Regions from separate parts of the Homo sapiens genome. Here regions 2, 3, 4 and 5 are each linked to region 1. A link is a loop called in an ENCODE intact Hi-C map of the cell type or tissue named here. Cell type or tissue: PC-9. All regions are shown on one strand. Region 1 has its middle 33 kb from the start of DEPDC4. Region 2 has its middle 95 kb from the start of GAS2L3. Region 3 holds the start of GAS2L3 (growth arrest specific 2 like 3). Region 4 has its middle 60 kb from the start of ANO4. Region 5 has its middle 8.1 kb from the start of SLC17A8.

Region 1 (5,000 bases):
AACTTTCGAAGTATCATATTCTTTCTGACAAAAGGTTAAGTGGTTTCATATTTTTAGCCTAAAGGAAAATGCTAATAGAAACTTGAGTCAGTGAACAGTTGTGTAATTAGAAGTCTTTGCCAGGTGCAGTTGCTCACGCCTGTAATCCCAGCACTCTGGGAGGCCAAGGCAGGCAGATCACCTGAGGTCAGGAGTTTGAGACCAGCCTGGCCAACATGGTGAAACCCTGTCTCTACTAAAAAACAATGCAAAAATTAGCCAGGTATGGTGGCACGCAACTGTAATCCCAGCTACTAGGGAGGCTGAGACTAGAGAATAGCTTGAACCCAGGATGTGGAGGTTGCAGTGAGCCACGTTCGCGCCACTGCACTCCAGCCTGGGCGACAGAGCAAGACTCCGTCTCAAAAAAAAAAAAAAATCTTTGTATATGGGTTAATTAACATAATTTATATACCTCACAACTCCAATGTGACGGTTAAATTTCAGAGTTTCAAGCTCCATCTCAGTAAATTAATTTATTAGGTATGGAAAGGCGTCATTGTGTAACAAGCACTCCAGGTGATTCTGGTGCAGGTAGACCTTGGGCCACTTTGAGAAACACTGGCCTAAGGCTGGGCACGGTGGCTCACGCCTGTAATCCCAGCACTTTGGGAGGCCAAGGTGGGCGGATCACCTGAGGTCGGGAGTTTGAGACCAGCCTGACCAACTTGGAGAAACCCCATCTCTACTAAAAATACAAAATTAGCCAGGCGTGGTGGCGCATGCCTGTAATCCCAGCTACTTGGGAGTCTGAGGCAGAACAATCGCTTGAACCTGGGAGGCAGGAGGTTGTGGTGAGCCGAGATCGCGCCATTGCACTCCAGCCTGGGCAACAAGAGGGAAACTCCATCTCAAAAACAAAACAAAACAAAACAAAACAAACACAAAAAAAGAAACAGGCCTGGCGGGTGAGAGGATAGCACTTATTAAAATAGTGTAACCTGTGACAGGCAATGTATGTACATATCATTTAATCCTAACTGCAACAATTGTATACTAGCTCCATTTTGCAAATGAGAAAACCTAGGTTCAAAACAACGAGTAAACTGTTCAAGGTCACATTAGGTAGTGGACTTGCGAGTCAAACACAGGTGGGTCTAATTTTGAAGTTTATGCTTTACCACACCTTCAATTTAGATGTTCACAAGTATCTCACCCTAAACATATCAAAGTTAAATTTACTCTCAACTCCTCATCTTTCTAACCCAAGCTGCCACTCCTATATACATACATATATATAATTTTCATGTATGCATATGCATACAGCCCCCTGAAAGATGGAAATATGTATAAAATGTTCTCGGCAACCCAGTCCCTTTAAACATTCTCGTCCCTCTTCCAGAGATGCTGTTACAAATTCTAACTCCCATTCAGATTTCACGACCAACTTTAAATACTGCTTCTCTTTCAGATGCCATAATAAAATAGTTGTATAGAGTTCTGTCTTCATACCTCTATACATTACTACGTTGTTAATGTCATGTTTATGTTCTTTGTATTAGAGTTACTTTTCCAAGGGTGGGACTATGACATCCACTTTATGTCTCCTACATCATACCTGGCATAGCTGAAAAGCTGAATGATTATACTCATGAATGAATTATTAGGTAGCATCATTGGTTATAGGGTTGCTAAGCATCAGAGATGAGGCTTCAGCCCCAACTTTTTTGGTTTTTGTGTTCCAAAAATCTTTTTAGCATGCAAGGAATCAGCAAATAGAAGCACTTGCAATCTACTTGTAGAGTGTACCGGAAGGAAAGATTTCCAGGAAAAAGATCTCAATAACAGATTTCAGTCTTGAATTCTTTATGTATAAAAGTTATATAAGAAGAAAAACGTTTTGTCTCAAAAAAAAATTTTTTTTGGAGTTAGAAAATCTTTTATGAGCTTGGGCTACATGGCGAAACCCTGTCTCTTAAAAAAAAGCTAGCTGGGCTTGGTGGCATGTGCCTGTAGTCCCAGCTACTCAGGAGGCTGAGGTGGGAGAATCACTTGAACCCAGGAGGTTGAGGCTGTGGTGAGCCATGATTACACCACTGCACTTCAGCCTGAGTGACAGAGTTAGACCCTGTCTCCAGAAACAAACAAACAAAAAACCAAACTTTTATTTATGTGGATAGTACCTGTCAACAAAAAAAATTGTTCAATGATACTTGTTAAAAGATGATTTTATTCAGGACCATCAAAATAGGTACAGGGACCACTGCTATGGGATTTTGCAGTCAGAGAGAGATACTAGCCTCAAATCTGGGTACGGCATGGCCAAGTGGTGGGAATTTATAGCCAAGAAGCAGGTCAGGGGTCAATGAATGGAAAATTACTCAGAGAAAAACCTCAAGGGTAAGGGAGATTCTGGCTGAACTGACCTAACAGGATTCTCGCTGAAGACTGGCCAGGATGATGACACATAACCTTTGGGGAATGATGAAGGATGAGGAACCTGATTGGATATTGAGTATGATCAGATATTGACGGTGGGGGCTTCTTGCTAAACTGACACAGCAGGGTTCTTTGCTAAAATGGGATTTTACAAGGAAGAGCACAGATGGGACTAGAAGAAGATTCAGGAGCCTGACTAAAGTTTGGTCAAGCAAACAATCTTTGTCATCTCGTAGAGACCGAATAATCTAAGAAGTTTAAACAGTCTCAAGTGTTATGAATCAGACCGTTAATGGTCATGGAAATTTACTGAATATTCTATCAGGAGCAAAGCTTTCCAGTAATTGAAGCTGGATTTATTTATACAGAGAAAAAAATGCTTTACACGTAAGTCCCTCCAAACTGTTTAGCCTAACATTGAATGATGATACCCTTGGGAACTTAATTCTTTTTAAGCCTAATAACTGTGCTTTATGAAGCTGTCACTAGGTGGCATGGCAATGCTTGGTTAGAAATTTCCCTTTGGAAATTAATGCCTCAGAACCTTCAAAAACTATTCAGTAGAAGTCAGTTTCTTTGTAAACAAGTTTCATTGTTTACAAACGTTTCACTGTTTACAAGTTTCATTGAGTAGTAGTATGGATGTATGTGTGTGTATATATATATATGTATATACACATACATATACATATATATGTACACGTTGATAAAAATAAGCTCCATTAGAGAATGTTGTAGGAAATACTCAATTTAAATGATAACAAAATAAGATATTTAAAGTATGCTTAACAACTCTGACTTCTGGTAATTCTATTTCTAAACTATATTTTATCCTAATCTAGAATACTCATCTGATAGTATTTTCCCTTTTAACCCAAACAGGTCAAATCGTAAATCCAGGTCTATGATTCCAGAGCCCATATTCTTTTTTTCTTTTAAGGTTTTTTTTTTTTTTTTATTCTCTTTTTAAAAATTCTTCATTTCCATAGGTTTTTGGGGAACAGGTGGTATTTGGTTACATGAATAAGCTTTTTAGTGGTGATTTGTGAGATTTTGGGGCACCCATCCCCCCAGCAGTATACACTGAACCCAATTTGTAGCCTTTTATCCCTTACCCCTTTCCCACCCTTTCACCCCCAAGTCCCCAAACTCCACTGTATCATTCTTTTTTTTTTTTCCCCCAAGATGGAGTCTTGCTCTGTCACCCAGGCCGGAGTGCAGTGGCATGATCCCGGCTCACTACAGCCTCCATCTCCTGTGTTCAGGCAATTGTCCTATCTCAGCCTCCCAAGTAGCTGGGATTACAGGTGCCCGCCACTGCGCCTGGCTAATTTTTGTATTTTTAGTAGAGACGGGTTTCACCATGTTGGCTAGGCTGGTCTTGAACTCCTGACCTTAGGTGATCCACCTGCCTCAGCTTCCCAGAGTGTTGGGATTACAGGCATGAGCCACCATGCCTGGCCCACTGTATCACTCTTAGGCCTTTGCATTCTCATAGCTTAGCTCCCACTTATGAAGGAGAACATACGATGTTTGGTTTCCCATTCCTCAGTTACTTCACATAGAATAATGGTCTCCAATCCCATCCAGGTTGCTGCGAATGCCCTTAATTCATTCCTTTTTATGGCTGCATAGTATTCCATTGTATGCATATACCACACTTTGTTTATCCACTTGTTGATTGATGGGCATTTGGGCTGGTTCCGTATTTTTGCAATTGTGAATTGTGGTGCTATAAACATGTGTGAGCAAGTATCTTTTTGGTATAATGACTTCTTTTCCTCTGGGTAGATACCCAGTAGTGGGATTGCTAAATCAAATGATAGTTCTACTTTTAGTTCTTTAAGGAATCTCCACACCGTTTTCCATAGTGGCTGTACTAGTTTACATTCCCACCAGTAATGTAGAAGTGTTCCTTGTTCACCACATCCATGCCAACATCTATTTTTTTTTTATTTTTCTATTATGACCATTCTGTGGGAGTAAGGTAGTATTGCATTGTGGTTTTGATTTATATTTCCCTAATTACTAGTGATGTTGAGCATTTTTTCATATGTTTGTTGGTCATTTGTATATCTTCTTTTGAGAATTTTCTATTCATGTCCTTAGCCCACTTTTTGATGGGATTGTTTTTTTCTTACTGATTTGTTTGAGTTCCTTGTAGATTCTGGATATTAGCACTTTGTCAGATGTATAAAGATTTTCTCCCACTCTATGGGTTCTCTGTTTACTGTGCAGACTGTTCCTTTTGCTGTGCAAAAGCGCTTTTGTTTAATTAAGTCCCACCTATTTATCTTTGTTTTTATTGTATTTGCTTTTGGGTTCTTGGTCATGAAATCTTTGCATAAGCCAATGTCTAGAAGAGTTTTTCCCATGTTATCTTCTAGAATTTTCAAAGTTTCAGTTCTTAGATTTAAGTCCTTGATCCATCTTGAGTTGATTTTTGTATAAGGTGAGAGATGAGGAATCCAGTTTCATTCTCCTACATGTGGCTTGCCAATTATCCTAGCACCATTTGTTGAAGAGGGTGTCCTTTCCCCACTTTCTGTTTTTGTTTGCTTTGTCGAAGATCAGTTGGCTAT
Region 2 (5,000 bases), 430 kb after region 1:
GTTATTGCTTTGGAATTTTCTACAATGTGGAACTCTTCACCATCATTTGTCCACCCTACCAAGAACACATATACTGACTTTTTAAAGTTAATTACTATTCATCTTTGTTCATGTAAACTTTAAAACATTTTCCTTTTCTTTTTTCCCCCATTGGAATTTCATTTGGGAGCCATTAATCCATAAGTGAGTTTGTGAAGAACTGACATCTTAAGACGTTTCTTAAGTTTTCCAGTCTGGCATACCCTCCCATTAATCAAAGATTGATTAATGGAACTCAATTTTAACTCTCTCAGTAAAGTTTTGGGTTTTCTTTATAGAGGTCACGCACATTTCTTGTAAAAAATTACTCCCAGGTACTTTGCTACTTTATCTTTTTCTTGCTGCTGCAGCTGGAATCTCCTTCTCATTATATTTCCTAATTGCTTCTCAGTGGTATGTAGAAATGCTACTGATTTGCACAAAATGCATTTAGCTCTTATTCAGCCTTTTAATTTAAATTTTTATTTTTTTTACTACGTGTCCTATCTTTTGTCAAGGAGAAGCATTCATGAGAAGAATGTTTCTGTATCATTTACAAAATTCATCGTTGCCATGTTACTATGCCCTTCAATGAAAGATAAACACAGATTTCTTTAATGATGCAGAGTTATATCAGTGTCCTCTGTATCCCTGGTCCTTGAAGCCCTGTTTTCCTTTCCACCTCAAGGCCGGCCCTGCAGTTCCAGCTGCTGCCCACAGCTGTCACTCAGGAATGCTCTTTCCTGACCCCAACTGCTGCTCCTTGCTTGTGTCCTTAGTGGTGCAGTTCCTGCCTTTGGCCCTGGGCTTGGCCAACCCATTCTGAGAGCCATTCATGGCCTATGGAGTTTTGGCCTCTTGGTCTCTTGGTCTTCATGAAGCCACTCTCTGGTTCTGGTGTCACCAGATGCTGCTACTGAGAGACTCCTTGGCTCCAATTGTCCTGCTCTCCTGGGTGTCCTTCTAGCCAGAATAAACTCTGGCTGTCCTTTGGAGGTGAGGGTCTAGAAGCAAGAGCTCATTTTGTTTCATTTTGTTTCCCCCTGAAATTTAAAGCTAAAATTGTGACTATTTAGCTTACCTCATGTTCACCCCTCTTTTATGGTTTTTCATCTTAATCTTTTTTCATTGCCTTGTTTTATTTATTTATTTATTTATTTATTTGAGACAGAGTCTCACCCAGGCTGGAGTGCAGTGGCAAGATCTCGGCTCACTGCAACCTCCACCTCCCCGGTTCAGGCGATTAACCTCTGCCTCCCGGGTTCAAGCAATTCTTCTGCCTCAGCCTCCCGAGTAGCTGGGACTAAACACGAGCGCCACCACGCCCGGCTAATTTTTGTGTTTTTAGTAGAGACAGGGCTTCACCATATTGGCCAGGCTGGTCTCGAACTCTTGACCTTGTGATCCACCCACCTTGGCCTCCCAAAGTGCTGGATTACAGGCGTGAGCCACCACGCCCGGCCCTATTGCCTTGATTTATATATGATTGAGTATCATAAACCACCTCAAATCTTTTCTTAAAATAGGCAAGATATAAGTCGTAAGTCATACCATACGCAGATGGTACTGTTAAATAAATCATACCATAAACACTATCTGGATTAACAAGATTTAAAAAAGAATAAAACAGTAGGGAAAGGACACCTACAAGTGGTACCGTATGACCAATTTTCCATTCAGAAAACAGGCTAGAATAACTTTTGGTGTTTATACACGTATGTATATATGTGTATATATGTATGTATGTATATATAGTGGTGTGTGTACAGGTTGGTATTCAAAACACATTTGGCTGGGCTTAGTGGCTCATGCCTGTAATCCCAGCACTTTGGGAGGCCAGGGCCGGCAGATCACTTGAGGTCAGGAGTTTTAGACCAGCCTGGCCAACATGATGAAACCCCGTCTCTACTAAAGATACAAAAAATTAGCCAGGCATGGTGGTGCACGCCTGTAGTCCCAGGTACTCAGGAGGCTGAGGCACGAGAATCCTTTGAACCTGGGAGGCGGATGTTGCAGTGAGATCATGCCATTGCACTCCAGCCTGGGTGACAGAGCAAGACTGCATCTCAAACAAAAACAAAAATAAAACATACCTTCATGCACAGGTGATATTAAAATATTTTAAAACAATATGGTAATTGAAATTAATCTATGAGTCGGGTGTGATGTATTGAAATTAAAATTAATCTATGGCCACCATTTTGGGAGGCTGAGGGCAGAGCAGATCACCTGAGGTCAGGAGTTCAATACCACTCTGGCCAACATGGTGAAACCCCATCTCTACTAGAAAAAAATACAAAAATTAGCCAGGTGTGGTGGTGTGCGCCTGTAGTCCCAGCTACTCGCTACTCAGGAGGCTGAAGCAGGAGAATTGCTTGAACCCAGGAGGTGGAGGTTGCAGTTAGTCGAGATCATGCTGCTGCACTCCAGCCTGGGCGACAGAGTGAGACTCCATCTCAAACAAACAAAAAAACAAAAAAACAGAAAAAGAAAAAATTCTATAAAAAAGTATAAATAAAAATTTAAAATACATTCCCTTTTATTCTGTAATAAAACTGCTTTAAATGATGTAAGTTGGAGTGCAAATAATGTATCCAATAATTTTAATAGTCTCTCAACTGTTTGTTGACTTTTAAAAATTAGTAGTGTGATCTTTCTTCTGACCTTGCTGCACTGACAAAGTGATGTTCCCCTCTCAGCCATGATTTGATACAGGCAACTGCATCAAACTCTTCCAAGCACTTCCTCATTGAACTAGTGGTCATTAGGTTTCCATAGCCAGGGACTTTGTTGCAGGCAGAGTGGCAGAGCCCGCCGCCTGCTATCGCAGCAGGTGCTGGATGCCAGTGCTTCCCACGTGGACTAGACCCAGAGTGTTTCACCTCGACCCCTGCCCACGACCTGCAACCCTTCTTGGAAAGCAGGAAACAAGAGGGTGGGTCTCCTTGTTGTCGGAATACTCCTGGGCAAGCTCCTGGATCTGATTGAGGAAAGGGGTGCTACCACCTGCAGATTCCTGGCATCACTACCAATAGGACCCAGAACAAATCCCCAGCCTTCAGCGGATAACTGCCACCAGGTGGCGCCAGCAGCAGTGGACCTGGACAGTTTGGACTCCTGCAACCCTGGCTGTTAAATCCTCAGTCACGTAACTAGCCTGGCACTAAATGACCTCACATTTACACGATTGAATTTTTTGGACTTTACTTTCTGCGTTATGGGTGGGGGAGTTAAATTTTAGATTGTTATGAGGCTGTACCTTAATTTTTTCTTTTCTCGTCAATGTTGTATTTAGAAAAATTTGAAATCTAGAGAAGTGTTACAAGAATAGTACAGTGTTATAATGAACACCCATATACCTTTCACCTGGATTCATCAATTCTTAATATTTTGCTATAGTTTCTATTTTTTCTCTCCTTATATCTGTGTGTATATATCTTTTTCTGAGCCATTTGAAAATTAGTTGCATAATCGACTCTTCATCCGCCAATACTGCAGCATGTGCCCCTTAATAACAAGGACATTCTTCCATATAACCACAGTCTCACTCAGGAAATGTGACATTAATGAAATATCATTATCTAACCTAGAGATACTAAGATTGAAAAATTGTCACAATAATGCCATTTTAATATACAGTTTTAAATCCAGGATCTAATAAAAAAGATCACAGACTGTATTTAGTTGTCATGATTCTTGAGTCTCCTTAATCTGGTGTGGTTCCTCAGCGTTATTTTCTTTTTTTCCTTTTATGAAATGACCATTTTTGGAGTGTCCAGGCCAGTTTTATTCTAGAAAGAAAACTGCTAGCCACTCACTTTAAAATTAATTCTAACACACACACAAACCTGGTTGGGGCTTCCTGGTGTGTTCTTCTGATCCCATTTTAACAAGTATATCCCACACACGAGAGATTGTAAAACAAAAAGAAATTAATCCCATGAAAACTGGCAGACCCAAGTTCATAAGGGACTCCATCTAAGTTAAGTCCCAATTAGTTCTATTAAATTGCTTCTAATAGGCATCTGGGTTTTGTCCAGTAACCTTCCTTTCACAGAGACACTGCTTCGCTCTTCATGTGATCTCAGTGGGCTGTCAGTCACGGGACTCAACTCCCCACTGTGGTGACTGGTTTAAGGATAGATGCAATGTGACCTGAATGGAGCCAGCATCTCCCCTGAGAGATTACACATGGATTCTGAAAAAGAAAGGCTCTCTCTTCCTCTGGGATCATGAGATAAATGATAATGTTGGCTGGAACTATTTGTGTTCAGCTTCCCGATTGTATAAGGGGAAGCTCTGCTGCAGAAGAGAATAAAGTTTACGACACACACAGAATGAAGCTGTGGCAAACTGAGATAAAAAGATCAATGAGGAGAGATGGAGTTAGTGCATGTGACATGGTTAGATCCATGGATCTAGCCATGCCTGAAGTTAGTTAGATGGTGCATACGTTGAGCTGGGTTTCTGTCTCTTGCAACTGAGTCTTGACCAATGGTGCTAATGATTTAAGGACTTGGTCAGAATCCCTTAGGGATATTTTTCTTTGCCACTGTGGAAGCCTAGATAAGTTACCAGGGTTCTTTGGCTATAGGTAAGGATCACAGTACTCACTTCAGAGGTACCTGTTGTGTAGATTAAGGAGATAACTAAGTAACCACTTCACAGTGCCTGGAGCATGCTAGGGAATCCATGAATGTTAGAAACCGGTACAAAAATCTGCCAGGCTTCTGCCATTTGCTTTGCGCCTTTGAATTTTCCCTCAGTCTCCCCAGATGAAAACCAGACTTTACTGAGAATAGTGCTTTGTCAGATAGTAATCATCACTCACTGTCAGCATCTTGGTTATAGTCATTCCATTTGTCCTATAAACAACATGAACAGATCATTAATATGCCTGGAGGATCTTCAGCATTTGACTAGTTATTATTTCTCCAAGTGAGAGAGAAGCCACTGGTGAGGCTAAGCAGCATTTAACTGCA
Region 3 (5,000 bases), 340 kb after region 1:
AGATTTGAAAAATAGGTCCTGTGAATACCTATCTATTGTGGTGATGTGAGCAGCAAAGTGTTGTGGGATTGATTTTAATATTAAAAGTGTTACTGAAACACCAGGGGTTTGGTCTAGGTCCTGCTGCTTGCAGCACAGAAAGCCAAAGACTGATATGACAAGTACTGCCAAGGAAGAAAGTTTTAATCAGGTGCTGCAGCTGAAAAGATGGGAGATCAGTCTCAACTCCATCTTCCTGACCGCTAAAATTAGGGGGTTATATAGCAGGGAAGAAATGTAGCAATGTGTAAGAAGAAAGGAACTAGAGAGGGGCAAGGAAGCAATCAGGATGAATGAAGGGCCAGGCTTTCATTGGCTGAGATGATCTGGTGAGTTTCAGTTCTTTGATACTTTTTGAGAGGTCTAGGGATCCTTTCCTAAGGAAACAACTCGGATAAAACAAATGTAAGTTTTAGGTTTTAAGACCAGAAGGGTCAATTTCTACGGTTGGGACTACTGAGTCAATTTCAAAAGTGGCAACCACTATCTGGTTTCAGGTTCATTTACCACTTAAATATCAACTCCTAGTTACCATCTTCACTCACCCACCTACCCCAGAATGTAAGCTCCATGACAGTAGGATCCCTTGTGCTTAGAATGGAGCCTGACACAGAAGATGTGTAAAATAATATTTGTTGAATTTACTTCTCAAATCTATATCTCCTACACAGACCAATTTAAACAGCTTCAGGTCTAACTTTATCTTCTGAACATCTCCACTTGCACACTCCTCTCACACTTCAAACTGAACACACTCCAAACCAAAATGCATTATTTTCCCCCACAGCCTGTTTTCCTTGTATTCTTTAGATTGGTACCATCATCAATCACATAATAACTAAGTCCAGATGAGTCAGCTTCTTAGGTATCACCAGATACCTCTTCCTCACCATCCCTTCTGAGATAATTTAGGTAACCGTCATCTTTTAATTTAAGGGATTGCCACCTGTCTTACTACCATCTTCAAACATCTGTGAAAATATTGTTTTTCCCCTAAAACACAAATCTGTTCCTACCAGTCCTTCCTTATAATCATCCCAATTGCCTGTGGGAAAGAAACTAAATTCCTCAGCATCTACCAGGCCTTTCATTTGTGTCTACTTCTCCCATCTGATCTGCCTCCCAATCTGCAGACTTCAGTCATTCAAAATGAGTATTCTCAGAACATTTCATGTACTCTCACATCTCTGGAACCTTGTCTTTGTTGCTCTCTCTGCCTGGAAATTAATTCTTATTCCCAGTTATCCCTCCCTCCTGGCAGAGTCTTAATTCATCTTTAAAAATTCAGCTCCTTTCAAACCTCTGCCATCACCCTTCAAGACTCTTAGGGGTTCCTTCTTTCATGGACCTCCACAGACTTCCATTTGGCCTTTACCATGCTGCTGAGCACTTTGAAGCCTAAGGCTGTTTTCATTTCAGTTTCTTTAGCAAGCAACAGTACATCTCATTGTTTTTGTTGAGTAAAGGAAGGAATAAATGCTAGAGAGAGATGTCATTCCAGTTCAGTGCCCACCATTCACAGATGGAGACCTGAGGCCCAGAGAGGAGACATGATTTGAGGAAGGCTAAAAGACTGAATAGGGCCGGGTGAGGTGGCTAACGCCTGTAATCCCAGCACTTTGGGAGGCCGAGGTGGGAGGATCACTGGAGCCCAGGAGTTCAAGACCAGCCTGGGCAACATGGCAAAAACCCATTTCTACAAAAAACACAAAAATTAGCCCGGTGTGGTGGCACAGGCCTGTAATCCTGGCTACTCTGGAGGCTGAGGTGGGAGGATCTCTTGAGTCCGTGAGATCAAGGCTGCAGTGAGCCGAGATCGTGCCACCGCACTCCAGCCTGGGTGACAGGGCAAGACCCTGTCTCAAAAAAAAAAAAAAAAAAAAAAAAAAAAAAAAAAGAAGGGCCTGGGCTGCAACACAGGCCTCGGGGACAAAGCCAGTGATTTTTTTAAAAAATTATTTATTTATTTATTTTATTTTTTGCTATGAAACAAGCCACATTTACAGATATAACCGACTTGGGATTGTTACACTGATGTCTAGTCTCGGCTTTATTTCAACCCTGGGAGCTAGTAAGCATCCCTTACGTTGAAGTTCATTGTTTTTTTGTTTTGTTTTGTTTTGTTTTCAGGCTCCGGTGTTTGCTGAAGAGTCAACATCCTCCTTTTGTGACTTGGGACTACAGGATTCCTCCTCATCCCTCCGCACCTGAGAAGAGGGGCCTCTCTCTGAAAGATTTCTGCTGAGGACCCCCATTCCTGCTGGGTTCCAGGCTGCGTCTCTGGAAACCGTGGCGCCCTCAGGTCAGCCAGCTCCCGAGTGGATGTGGGGTTGGGAGCGGCTCTTAACAGACCAGGATAAAACTCAGGGAAGCGCCTTCAGCTGCACCGCAACATTCCAGGACGCTCAGAAGCAATTATTACAGGCGAGGTTCATTCACCTCTCAGGCCTGTGGGAACAACAGGACGGGCTGTGGCTTTCGAACTGGCTGTCGCTGAAAGGCCAGATCGGAGGACCTGCTCTGACTGAACCACTTCGCCTTTCAGTGAACAGAGGGACTTGGCCACCGAAGCTCCGAGACGCCCGGAGGCGCAGCGCTGGACGCGCTGACAGGCGAGCGCCCACGGGTCGCGTGCTTCCCGGCAGCCCGGGGGCGGGGCCTCAGACCACGCCCCCGCCTTATGATTGGTCCCTTCGAAACAGGCGGCGGCCAGCGGCTACTGACCCTGAGGCCCAGGCGGCGGCGGCAGCGGCGGCGGTTGGTCAGGGGCGTGTTGGCCCCGCACAGATTGAGCCGAGTTGTCGCCCCGCTGGGAGAAGTGACCCTCCTGCGCCTGGTGAGTACTTCCCTGTTTGTCTTCTCTTTTCCTGGCGAACTTTTACGCGCTGTCTCGGGGCCTCCGCGCCTCAGCCTGAGGGCTCCAGGAGCCCCCCGCTCTCTGAGGCCCCGAAGCTGAGGTTTGTTGGGTCTCCCGGCTGCGGGAGCCAGTACGCTCTGCGTTTGCCTGGCTGCGGCAGTCGCGTGCTCTGATTGGCTCCTGGGGCCGTCAAGGTGACGTTGCGCCTGCCTTCACCTGTCCACCCAAGTGCGGAGAGAGGGGCGACAGGTGTGCGGGGCGGTTGGGGCTGCTGGTGTGGGCGAGCTCAGCTGGGGAGGAGGGATCCAGCCGCTACTCGCCCTGCTTTAAATCCAGAGCGGTATCAGAGCCCGAAGGTACTGTGGGATCTTCAGGGGCACCCTCATCCCTAAGCGCCTGGCACTTAGAGGGTCTGTTTTTTTCTGTTCATCATCCTCGGAAAGAATTGATGAAGTCTCTGGCCCTGCAAAGAGAAAGAGACAGACAGTTATTCTTGCCCTCTAGCAAGGTTTATAGGCTCTTCCCTGTTTTTTCTCCCAGTCCATGCAGGGTCTAGAACGCCCACATGTGCGGAACTGGGGAATAGAGCTGGAGACCCTGCGCGATGCCTTCCGCCCACAACCCTCAGTTTGGAGGACTGCCCGGGGAGAGGCTGGCAAAAGAAAGGGAAGGCTTGTAGAGTGCCTTGGAAGTCAGAGGAAAGTTTTGGAGGGCGTGCTCCTCTATGCAGTCACCCGTGGTTCCTTTCCTAATCTTTTCACACCGAGGGATTGAATGTTGTAAATTTGAGTGCTTTGTGGCATGGCATGGTGGAATAGCTGATCCCCAGTGGTTGCAAAGAGATGATTTTAGGTCAGAGCCTGGGTTTTGCTTCGCTTGTGTGAAGAGCAAAAAACAAACAAACAAAAACAACAAGAACAACAGAACCGCTTTGTGAATTGCTATCTGATCACCTGTCTTGGCACTTAAATGATTAGAAATTGAAATTCTCACCACCTCAGATTCCCTTTGGGAACAAATTGGAACTGTTTCAAATGACAGAAGTGGAAACTCTAGTGATCTGGTGTAGATGCCGATACCTGTTGTCTGACTCATCTGTTTCAAAATCTCATTAGAAACCAACTGTCATTGAACAGTAGGTGTTTGCTATCTGACATTGAATTAGAAGTAGTAATTTTTTTTTTTTTAGCGTGACAGAGTTGCTAAGCAGGGGGGCTCTGAAATCAGACTTCATTGGATATCTGACTTTAGACACATTATTTAATCCTTCTAAGCCTAAATTTCCTAGTCTGTGAAAGAAGGTTAATAATAGTTCCTACTTTATTGAGAGGATTGTTGTAAAGATTAAATGAAATTCCACGTAACTAATTTAGCACAGTGCCTGATACATAGCTATTATTATTTCTCTGCTGTTTAACTTAGACAAAAAGTTTTGAGCTCTCCCCAAAGGATGGGGAGAGGTAGAAGGTGAAGGCAGTACCAGAGATAGGGATAATTATTGTTTATTGACTAAATTATACATGTAAAGCATTTAAAACAGTATCTGACACATCATAAACACGTGGATTACTATTTATCAAACACATCATTATATATCAGGTATTGTGTTCTTTACTTATATTATTGTTAAACCTCTTAGTAATCCTAAAATGTAGTTCATGTTATCTCTATTTTTTTTTTTTTTTTTTTTTTTGAGACAGAGTCTCGCTCTGTCGCCCATGCTGGAGTGCAGTGGCGCGATCTCGGCTCACTGCAACCTCTGCCTCCCGGGTTCAAGCGATTCTCCTGCCTCAGCCTCCCGAGTAGTTGGACTCCAGGTGTGTGCCACTACGCCCAGCTGATTTTTGTATTTTGGTAGACACGGGGTTTCACCATGTTGGCCAGGATGGTCTCGATCTCTTGACGTCGTGTTCCGCCCGACTCGGCCTCCCAAAGCTCTGGGATTACAGGCATGAGTCACCGCGCCTGGCCGTTATCTCTATTTTATAGGGGACAAAACTGAAGCTCAAAGAAGGGAAATCACTTACTAGGGTTCACCTGGAATTCAGTGCAGGCTTTTTTCTGTGTTACACACCTTTATATTCCTAACATTAAGTAACTTTCC
Region 4 (5,000 bases), 500 kb after region 1:
TTTCAGTAAATACCAAATACCAAGGGGTGTGATTGCTGGATGGTATGGTAAGAGTATGTTTAGTTTTGTAATAAATTGCCAAACTCTCTTCTAGAATGGCTGTACCATTTTGTATTCTCACCAGCAATAGAGGTCCTGTTGCCAGCATTTGGTCTTGTCAGTGTTCCAGATTTTGGCCATTCTAATAAATGTGTAGTGGTATTTTATGTTTGTTTTAATTTGCATTTCTCTGGTGTCTGACGTGGAGCATCTTTTCATGTGTGTATCTGCCATCTGTATCATCTTTGGTGATGTGTCTGTAAAAGTGATTGGCCCATTTTTTTAAGTCAGCTTATTTGTTTTCTTATTGTTGTTTTAAGAGTTCTTTGTATACTTTATATAACAATCCTTTATCAGATATGTGTTTTACAAATATTTTCTCCCAGTTTGTGCCCTGTCTTCTCATTCTGTTTGTATTATCTTTCATAGAGTAGCAGTTTTTAATCCAGTGTATCCATTATTTTTTTCATGGATCTTGTCTTTGGCGTTATATCTAAAACATCACTGCCATCTAGATGTTTTTCCTATGTTATCTTCTAGGAGTTTTTAAATTTTGTGTTCCTGCAATGTTTCATAAACAATTTCAAATACTCCTGATCTAGATTTGAGCTCTCTTCTGCCACATGCTGTCAGTGTGACCTTGGGCACGGCACTCAGCCACCTGGATTCTCAGCCTTTCCATCAGAGATGTAAGGGTGGCACCTACCTCGTGCACGAAATGTTGTGGGTGAAAATGCTGATATGCAATGCACCTGTGAGGCTTTGATTTCTTTTGCCCCCCTCTGCCTAGAACATTTTCTGTTCACGGTAATGAGGAAATTGATTCCTGTGCTGCACTTTTAGCTTTTGAGGGCATTGCATCTGCCCCTCTCTGTCTCCACTGCCACTCCTCCCATGGTTTGACCACCACTATTTCTCGTCAGAATACTGCAGCAGCCTCGCAAATAAGTCCTTCTACTCTCATCTCAGTGTCCTCCAATCTATCCTGGAAACTGCCACAAAGTGATCTTCCTAAAACAAAAATAGGATCCTGCTTTCTAGGCAGAAGCCAAACTTGTTAACTTGGTTTACAAGACACTTTGCAACCTGGCTGCTGCTCATCTCTCCTTCTCTTACTGCATTCAGCTGCTAACCCACGAAGCTGCCTGTGGCCTCTCAGCCTCCAGAGGATGGAGGATGGGGATGATAGCTCCCCTGCCTGCATCGTTTCCCTCAATTCATCCACTTTTTGCCCAGTCAGATAGTACTCACCTTTTAGGTTTTCATTAGGATGTTAAATTTCCTCCAGGAAACCTTACCTGATACTCTTTAGTCTATAGTCTGGGTCAGGCACCCTCTCTCCTGTCTAACTCCCTGCCCCCAACTGCCCAAGCACCCTTCACTCTCCCATTGTAATAATGATGACATGAAACTGCAATTGCCTGTGTGTAGCTGTCTGGGTTGTTTATTGATATGTTCTAAGTGCCCATCCCAGGGTCTGGCACCTGGCTCTCCCTAAACGTTGATGGGTGAACCACTGAATGAGTATGAGACTACCCGTGTCATAGACAAGGAGAGCTGGTTTATTTACCACCAGTCATATATTTACATTGTGGTCATGGTGTCTACTAAGTTATAATTAACCTTCTTGTCTTTTATTTTCTTAACAGACAAAGATGTGAGCAGCGGAAGTTATAACCTTTCCTCTGCAACGACGGGCAGCTACTACAGTTGTGTCAGCCAGATCACCATAGGTGAGCACTAGTGTCATTTTGATTTTTTTAAAAAAATATTATTGCCTGGAAAAGCTGGAGGTCAAGGGGGTGGCTGGGGAGGAGAGGGAAGAAAATATAAATGCATAGGCATTTATTTTCAGAATCAGAGCAATTGCTTGTGGACTCACTTTTCTGGATCGCCCTCTTGTGGATTTCTACTGCTTTTGCATGGAATTAGATGGAGGAAATGTCCAGGGAGATAAGAAGTCATCTCTTGTTCCCAGATCTTCATCATTTGCTTTAACCCTTTTGTTTTTGTAGCACCTGTACTATTATGCACTTGATAGTACAATCGAATTACTTTTTAAAGATTTATATTAATCTATTTTTAAAAGAAATAAGTGCAAATTGAAAATGCATGGTAAAAGTCTACTCTTTGCTGTTTGGAGAACATGCTAAGCAAGTGTTAGAGTGCTGCTGAAAATCAAAGTGAGACTTTCTCCTTGTTATGCTCACTCAACCTTAAACACTGGTTACTTTGGTCGAAAGTAGAAGAGTGAGCCGTGCCATTTTTCTTTTGGTTGAATCCTTCTTCTCCTTTCCATTTCCTTTCAAAACTTTCTTGATTCTAGAATGTTGGGCAGTGACTTAGAGATCAGAAAAGAAAAGTGAAGATAATAGCTACAGCTTATGCTTATTTTGCACTTATTGCCTGCCAGCTGCTCTTGACTCCCTGCATACATTATTTTACTTAATCAGAACTCTATGAGCAAGTTACTGTTATTTCTCCATTTTACAGATGAGGAAACTTGCGCTTTGCCACCCAGCTAGAAATTAATTACCCAAGATTTCATTCTAGGTCTGTTTGACACTAAATCCTATATACTCTTAAACACTATGCCGTGGCTTCTCAAACTCCAGCAATGTGGATGCCTATGCAAAGCATTAATGATGAACCTCTAAAATGGATTTAAATTATTTTTATTATGAGGTTACTTAAGTATGTTCAAACATAGAACTATATATAGACACCTTGCATTCCAAATAGCCATTAAAATTGATTTTGCAGATGAGATTTAAAATTCAGTAACCCAAATAAAAATACAAATTTACCACACTAATTGAATATGATGTATGTTGTTATTTTGCTGAAATGCAGTCACTGCTTGTAATGCAATGGGGTACTGGCTGCAGTGATGTTGGTTCTTTGAGTGCAGTACAGTTTTACTGCTAGGTACTTCATGATGACTCTGCATTGCTGCCACCTTTCTGAGTTCAACCCCCTGTGAAATCAATGTTAATGCTCACTGATGTGAGGTTATTGAATCTTCATTTGCCATGAATGTACCTCGGCATATCCATCTCTCCCCTTTTCTCATTCATTGTACCAATTGGTGCCAAACCTGATAGAAACACAAAAGTAAACCCAGGCATTAAAATTAAGTGGCAGGACTTGGTTCAGAATATGCTTGTATTAATTTTTAAATGATTAACTTTTAAATGAGAAACAAAGATAGTTTAAAAATTCTCGTGGAGAGCTCGCAGACCCTGGTTTGAAAACACTGAGCAACCTAAAATGCCATTCCCAGAGACATCAGTGAGACATTAAACATTAGCTAAGTAGTAGGAGGACATTTAGGGTTCACAGTAGGGGGGTGACAAGACAAATGTATGGATGAGAGAAGATTATTATGGTGGTGAACAGGATGGAGTTCCTATGGGAGAATCTGGTGTTGTAACAGAGTTAGTGGCTGTGACTGTGGTCTTGACATGAGACAGAAATCAACTAGGGAGGTGGGATGAAGAGGCGGGTCTAGGGGGAGAGGGATGGAATTGCTGGCAGGACTAGTCATTGGCTGGATATGGGGATAGTAAGTGTTCCCTGAGATTTTGCATCAGGGTGACAGAGTCTGAGCTGTTCCCAGGAATGTGGAAGTCAGGAAGAGGGAGGATGTGATGGTGATAGGTTAGATGTGTTGATTTGATGTGCCCGTGAGACTTCTCACGTCAGAATGCCTCACGGAAAATTAGAAATATGGAGAACATGTTCAGGAGATGAAGATATTGGCACTATCTGCACAGAGAGTTCAGTCAAATCTTTGGAAGAAGATGAGATAATAAGAGTGAGAATTAGTACGTTGTGTGTGTTTGGAGGACCAAGGACCAATCTTTGGGGGAAGCACGGTGAGGGTAGAAATAATGACAGAGGTAGGAGAACCAAGCAAGCACCTTTCTTGGAAAGCCCAGAGAATTTCTAGGACAGACTGAGGAGGTTGAAAATTAAAGTCTGCCTTGGTGACATCGTGAGAGCCACGTGAGTGGGTGGCGGGATGGGAGCCACGTTGCAGAGCTCTGAAAAGGGAGAGGAGGGCTGTGAGTAGAGAATTCTCTTTTAAGGTGCTTTTTTCAATGAAAATGGAGGGGTAGATAGTGTGAGGATGATTCAGTAGCTAACAAACACTTTGGGGAGCTTTCTTTTTGCCAAGCACTGTGTTCTAACTACTTTTTCTGTATTTACTCATTTAATCCTCAAAAAGATCCTGAGGTAAACAGTGATATTTTCCCCCATTTTATAAATGAGGAGATGGAGTCCCTGAGAGGGTAAAGAATTGCCTGAGGACATATGAGAGTAAGAGCTGCAATTTGAGCCCAGGTCATTGGGCTCCTATTGGATGACACTCTTGTTACCTGACATCTTGCAGACTTGGGCCAAGTGGCCTTCCCTGGTCCAGTCAGCTTTAGCTACCATGTCAGGGTGTTGGGTTGAAATGTATCCCCCAAAAAGGTACTTTGAAGTTCGAATCCCCAGTACCTGTGATTGTGACTGTATTTGGAAATAGGGTCTTTGCAGGTGTAGTTAAGTTAAGATGAGGTCATCTGGACTAGGGTGGGCCCTACTCCAATGTGACTAGTGTCCTTATAAGAAGGGAAGAGACACAGAGACCATACAGAGAGAGCTGTGTGATGGCAGAGGCAGAGATATGAGTGATGCATCTCCAAGCCAAGGAATACCCTGGGATTTCTGGCAACACCAGAAGCCTGGAGAGAGGCATGGAACAGATTCTCCTCTAGAGCCTTCAGAGATAGCACAGCCCTGCTGACACCTTATTTTGGACTCGCAGCCCCCAGAACCATGAGAGAATAAATTTCTGTTGTTTTAAGCCACCCAGTTTGTGGTACTTTGTCACAGCAGCCCTAGAAAACTAACCTCTGAAGGGGAGGTAGGTATGACAGATGCTTAATCTTCCCAGAAGGTGCCAGTGTAAC
Region 5 (5,000 bases), 110 kb after region 1:
TGCTCACATTTTATAAGAGGTTGTCACGTCTGTCTCCAGCTACAGTGGTTATGTGAATCTGCCCTCAATCAGCAATGGTACCTGTACTCCAGCCACTTGTCAGAGAGCAACATTTAACTCTCTATTGCCCAATGGGCAAAATCTCGTTTTTGAGAGATGTTTATTGAGGAGGCCAAAAATTGAGTAATCCATTCATTTTCTCTAGAAATTCTGAATTAAGCCCACTCTTGAGACCTTTGTGCCTGGGTTGCCTTGTTTTCTCCATGCATCAGGTTTCTTTTATCACTGGTAGCTTTTGACTATGCTGTGAACTTGTATTTACGCCAGGGATGACATTGGTTCACTCCCACATAAATAGCTTCTTTGAGGACCCACTGGAGAGGTTTCAGGTTTCAGTTCAGGAGTCAATGTGCTTCTAAGCAAGTGGTTTGCCCTTCCTTTTTTTTTTTTTTTTTGAGAATGAATCTCACTCTGTTGTCCAGGCTGGAGTGCAGTGGCATGATCTCGGCTCATTGCAACCACCACCTCCTGGGACCAAGCGATTCTTGTACCTCAGCCTCCCAAGTAACTGGGTTTACAGGCACCAGCCACCACGCCTGGCTGATTTTTTTTTTTTTTTTTTTTTTGTATTTTTAGTAGAGACAGGGTTTTGCCATGTTGGCCAGGCTGGCCTCGAACTCCTGACCTCAGGTGATCCACCCGCCTTGGCCTCCCAAAGTGCTGGGTGGCGTGAGCCACCGCGCCTGGCCTGCTTCTACCTTTTAAAGTCCGCATAAAGTAACAGATTAGGTAATACAGCTAAGAGATTCAGCCAAATGTGCTGTTTACCTGTAGCAAATGTATAGGATAATAATAGTATGCAATATTCAATGCGTACCTTCTGGCTTTATCTGATTTTTAAAAAATCCTTATTTCTCATTTGCTCTGATTTCCTTTTAAAATAAGTTTTTTATCTATGTTCATAGAAATCCTCTTTTGGAATCAGGTAGAGTATAAACAGTTACACGGACTGAATGAGTGTAAATCTTGTCTCTTTCACTTAACTGACCAGAATAAGTTTTCTCAGCTACGAAATAAGATCACACCTTACAGGCCTATTAGGATTAGTGTGCAAAGTGTGCAAAGCACCTAGCACAGCTCCTGGCACATAGTAGGTGCTCAATAGATTTTTCCACTCACTTTGTGATGATATAGATCTCTAAAATAAACTCTGCTTTAATGAAAAACAAATACTTCACCTGGCTGGGCGATGTGGCTTATGCCTGTAATCCCAGCACTTTGGGAGGCCGAGGTGGATGGATCACTAAAGGTCAGGAGATTGATACCAGCCTGGCCAACATGGTGAAACCCCATCTCTACTAAAAATACAAACATTAGCTGGGCGTGTTGGTGCACGTCTCTAACCCCAGCTACTTGGGAGGCTGAGGCATGAGAATCGCTTGAACCCGAGAGGCGGAGGTTGCAGTGAGCTGAAATCGCACCACTGCACTCCCTCCAGCCTGGGCAACAGAATGAGACTGTCGCAAAACAAACAAAAAAAACCATCTGGCACCATTTGAATGCACTTATTTTTCAATAAATACATAAATAAAACTAAGCTATAAAATACTATACGCTTGGCACTGTGAGATTCTTGGGACACAAATAGAAATGAGATATAGGCCTTGCCCTCAGGGGGTTTGCACTGTAGTTATAAAGGTAGTTGAGTAAGCAGACAGGTGCAGAACAGTGTGATACACACTATGAGCAAAATCCATGTAGGAGGGACACGCAATCTAGATAGTCGGGAAGGCTTAAAGGAGACAGGGCCCGAGCTCAGCTGCACAGAGCTTTTGTAAAGTTTTTTACTGTTTTTTTGTTTTTTGTTTTTCTGTGTTTTGTTTGTTTGTTTTGTTTTGTTTTTTTATGCTACCAAATGATTACTTTGGTCACATTTTCTCAAATTAAGTTTGAACTACTAGGGAGCGGATTAGAGCAGGTAACTGCCAAAGTCCTTTTGAATTCTGAGATTTTATGAAAACTTCTCAAATAAGGGAAATCTGGTCAATTTTTCATGACTAAGAAAAGCAGAATTAATGCTAGCTGCCTAAATTAGAACATGTGGAGAAATACCAAAAAGAAAAAAATATTAGCTGATTAAAACATTTCTATTAGAGCCAGGGATGACAGCAAGGCAAGGAGCAGAATAAGTGAGCTATAATGTTATTTTTTAGCTGGTTTATATTTTATTGAATATTTCATACATTTAAGAATCCACACTTGGGGGCTTAATGTATATAGAATAAATCTTTTAAAACCGTGGCTGGATTTTGGGGTTGTGGGGGAAATGTCTGCCATAAATATATTTAGTCTGTAAACTACCAGAAGATGTCACTATCTCCCAAGTAATCATCCATTACATTAGCCCCTTTACAGGTGATTTTTTTTAACATGAATAGGCTAGGGAAGATAATGGGAAGAATATCTGCCTTTTGGTGTAGCATCTACAAAAGGATGGGATCATGAGAAATACTTGTGAACGGTGTGTGGGTTTGTTCTGCCGTGACCCTTAACCCCCCAAATATCATCCTTGTTCACTGCTCTATGTGTTAAAATTATCTGGACACGCAGGGTTCTATCTGCACCTTCAAGAAAAATGAAGGTGGTAAAAAAATCCTTCAAAATATTATCTCTGGTTTTGATCTTTCAACATTTCAGTTTGCATTATTACAATACAACTGTATTTAACAGATTATCAGATTTTCTAGTATATCCCTGAGTATTTTTTGCAAGTCACCATGCATAGTGCATAAAGCAAATCTAGTGTTTCCACACTGCAGTAATACCAAATGAAAGGAATCCAGCTTTCCTCATTTCTTCGCAAGGGGAGATTTCGGAGCATATGGGTAGTATAACACATGTTTAAAAAATAAGCCTGTAATTCCAGCACTTTGGGAGGCCGAGGCAGGCAGATCACTTAAGGTTAGGAGTTTGAGACCAGCCTGGCCAACATGGTGAAACCTCATCTCCACTAAAAATACAAAAATTAGCTGGGCCTGGTGGCACACACCTGTAATCCCAGCTACCTGGGAAGCTGGGGGCAGGAGAATTGCTTGAACCCAAGGAGGTGGAGGTTGCAGTGAGCTGAGATAGCGCTCACTCCAGCCTGGGTGACAGAGCAAGACTCTGTTTTAAATAATAATAATAATGTTATTGTCTTTACAGCCAGAAAACAGACTAAAAAATTGATAATTGAGTGTCTTATGTTGGGATACCCCAATATGAGATACCTTACCTTGGGGAGAGATACCCTCCAAGATGAAATGAGAAATAATTTGTTATAGGTAAGCAATGGCAGCAAGCAAATGAGCACATGAGTGTGACTTCTTGTTGCATCTCTGCCTGATACCTCAAAGTATCACTGGCCTTCTCCATGCCCTGGGCTTCAACAATAAAGTGGAGTAGTTGGCTCAACATAGTTCTTTCTATATGTAGTTATAAGGCTCAAAGGAGCAGTGAAAATGAAGTTAAAAGTTCTTCATAAATATAAGGAATTCATGTTCAAAGCAAATTCTTGACATTTATCATGTGTGAAATACTTAATGAATGATTGATTCCATGCTGTATAAAAACACCCTAAAGTTCTGTATTTTGGTTATCTGACCATTTCTTTTCAAATTTCATTTAATGTATTTGGGAAGAAAATGAATGACACCTAATATCTAGGCAGTTACAGTGACAGACTGAAAATGGAAATTGATATGTTTCCAGGGTCTCCATGTATGCATGTTTATATTTGCAAAGTATTATGGAGATGTCTTTTACATATAGTGTAAAAATCCTGTAATTTAGGAAACTAGAGTCAAATTAATTGAACTACAAATTAACTGAGTAGCTGACTTACAGTGAGCTGAAATTAATGGGACTAACAGTGTTTTATTATGGACTGGAAGCAGCATGTAAAAATAAAGTGACATTTGTAATCAGGTGGGTTTAAATCTCGGCTCCACCAATAACTATGTAATTTTGGACAAGTTATTGAGTGAGCCTCAGTTTGCTCACATGTAAAATGGGGATAATATCAATTTGGCCATTCTACTTTGTCATATACACTTTTTTATTCTACTGTGTGAGAATAAAATGTGATCATGAAACTCAAGTCAGAAAGATGATACGGAAGCAATTACAATAGAATGGGATAAAGGTTCCCACTAGCCTTCCCTTAGAAGGGGAGTCTTACCTAGAATGGGGTGGATGGTGGCAATCTTAATCCAGAGGCCAGTATATCAGTGTTTGATACTAATTTCTCTTCACTCTGCTGTCAATTTGCCCTAATTTCCAGTGGAACATTTTAATGAAAGATAGATAATATGTAACCCTAGAAACCAGCAGCCTATTTTATTATTTTAGAGATGAAGTCTTGCTATGTTGCCCAGACTGTGCTTGAACTCCTGGGCTCAAGAGATCTTCCCCTCTCAGCTTCCTGAGTAGCAGCTGGGACTACAGGTACACACCACTGTGTCCCACTCATACTTTATTCTAAAAATTTCCATGGTAGCTAGGACAAGCATACCTATAGTTAGGTGCTCAATAATGTTTCTAAAAGCTCAAAGATTCTGAGTATATCTTTCCTGAGTTACACCAAAGACACTCTTTACTACTCAGAGTAAGATTATATGATCACAGTGTACCATGTACCATGGTGGTACAAGTTCAGGAAATGATCTTTAGGACCTAGTCCCAGCTCTCTGAATTCTGCTGGCCAGGTTACCTTGGGCAAAATTTGCATCTTTATTTCTTTATCTGCTTATTTGTTTCATAAGTTTATAGTGAGAATCAAATGAGATATTTGAAAATGCTTTGTATATAAGCTTGACTATCAATAGAAGAATTAATATCAAATATGGGAGTTCAATGAAAGAAATTGAGATATATATATGTATATAGGTTAATACTACTGATAGTTAACAATATACAAATTTTAAAGGATTGAGAGAAGTCTTGCATAAAAGAAATTTTTA

Evidence for each region. Peaks named below come from ENCODE experiments on the same cell type or tissue, not always from the same donor. Only the 100,000 strongest peaks of a DNase experiment are listed, where the experiment ranks them.
Region 2: it touches region 1 in a loop (6-fold over the local background); 14 of 110 quality-filtered maps call a loop at or near these places.
Region 3: a loop joins it to region 1, with 15 times the contacts of the local background. A loop is called at or near these places in 2 of 110 quality-filtered maps.
Region 4: it touches region 1 in a loop (8-fold over the local background); 66 of 110 quality-filtered maps call a loop at or near these places.
Region 5: a loop joins it to region 1, with 2.6 times the contacts of the local background. A loop is called at or near these places in 17 of 110 quality-filtered maps.

The regions. Positions count from the first base shown.
Region 1 is chr12:100,231,993-100,236,992 of GRCh38, forward strand. It overlaps a transcript of DEPDC4 not described here. Among named protein-coding and RNA genes, the nearest start is that of DEPDC4, 33 kb to the right of the region's middle. In PC-9, CTCF peaks have their summits at 2,897 (motif pointing right) and 3,096; DNase peaks (open chromatin) are centred at 69, 2,429 and 2,839; H3K4me3 peaks cover 712 bases; H3K27ac peaks cover 2,254 bases.
Region 2 is chr12:100,666,020-100,671,019 of GRCh38, forward strand. No RefSeq gene overlaps it. Among named protein-coding and RNA genes, the nearest start is that of GAS2L3, 95 kb to the left of the region's middle. In PC-9, a CTCF peak has its summit at 3,100 (motif pointing right); a DNase peak (open chromatin) is centred at 3,112; H3K27me3 peaks cover 1,631 bases.
Region 3 is chr12:100,570,911-100,575,910 of GRCh38, forward strand. It overlaps GAS2L3 (growth arrest specific 2 like 3), which reads left to right and starts at 2,774. Exons shown (of 10, transcript NM_174942.3): 1 at 2,774-2,875. RefSeq lists a silencer at 2,619-2,748 and an enhancer at 2,779-3,068. In PC-9, no CTCF peak of the experiment used is centred here; DNase peaks (open chromatin) are centred at 2,731 and 3,981; H3K4me3 peaks cover 2,288 bases; H3K27ac peaks cover 1,232 bases.
Region 4 is chr12:100,732,086-100,737,085 of GRCh38, forward strand. It overlaps a transcript of ANO4 not described here. Among named protein-coding and RNA genes, the nearest start is that of ANO4, 60 kb to the right of the region's middle. In PC-9, a CTCF peak has its summit at 1,931 (motif pointing left); no DNase peak of the experiment used is centred here.
Region 5 is chr12:100,346,497-100,351,496 of GRCh38, forward strand. No RefSeq gene overlaps it. Among named protein-coding and RNA genes, the nearest start is that of SLC17A8, 8.1 kb to the right of the region's middle. In PC-9, a CTCF peak has its summit at 2,364 (motif pointing right); no DNase peak of the experiment used is centred here.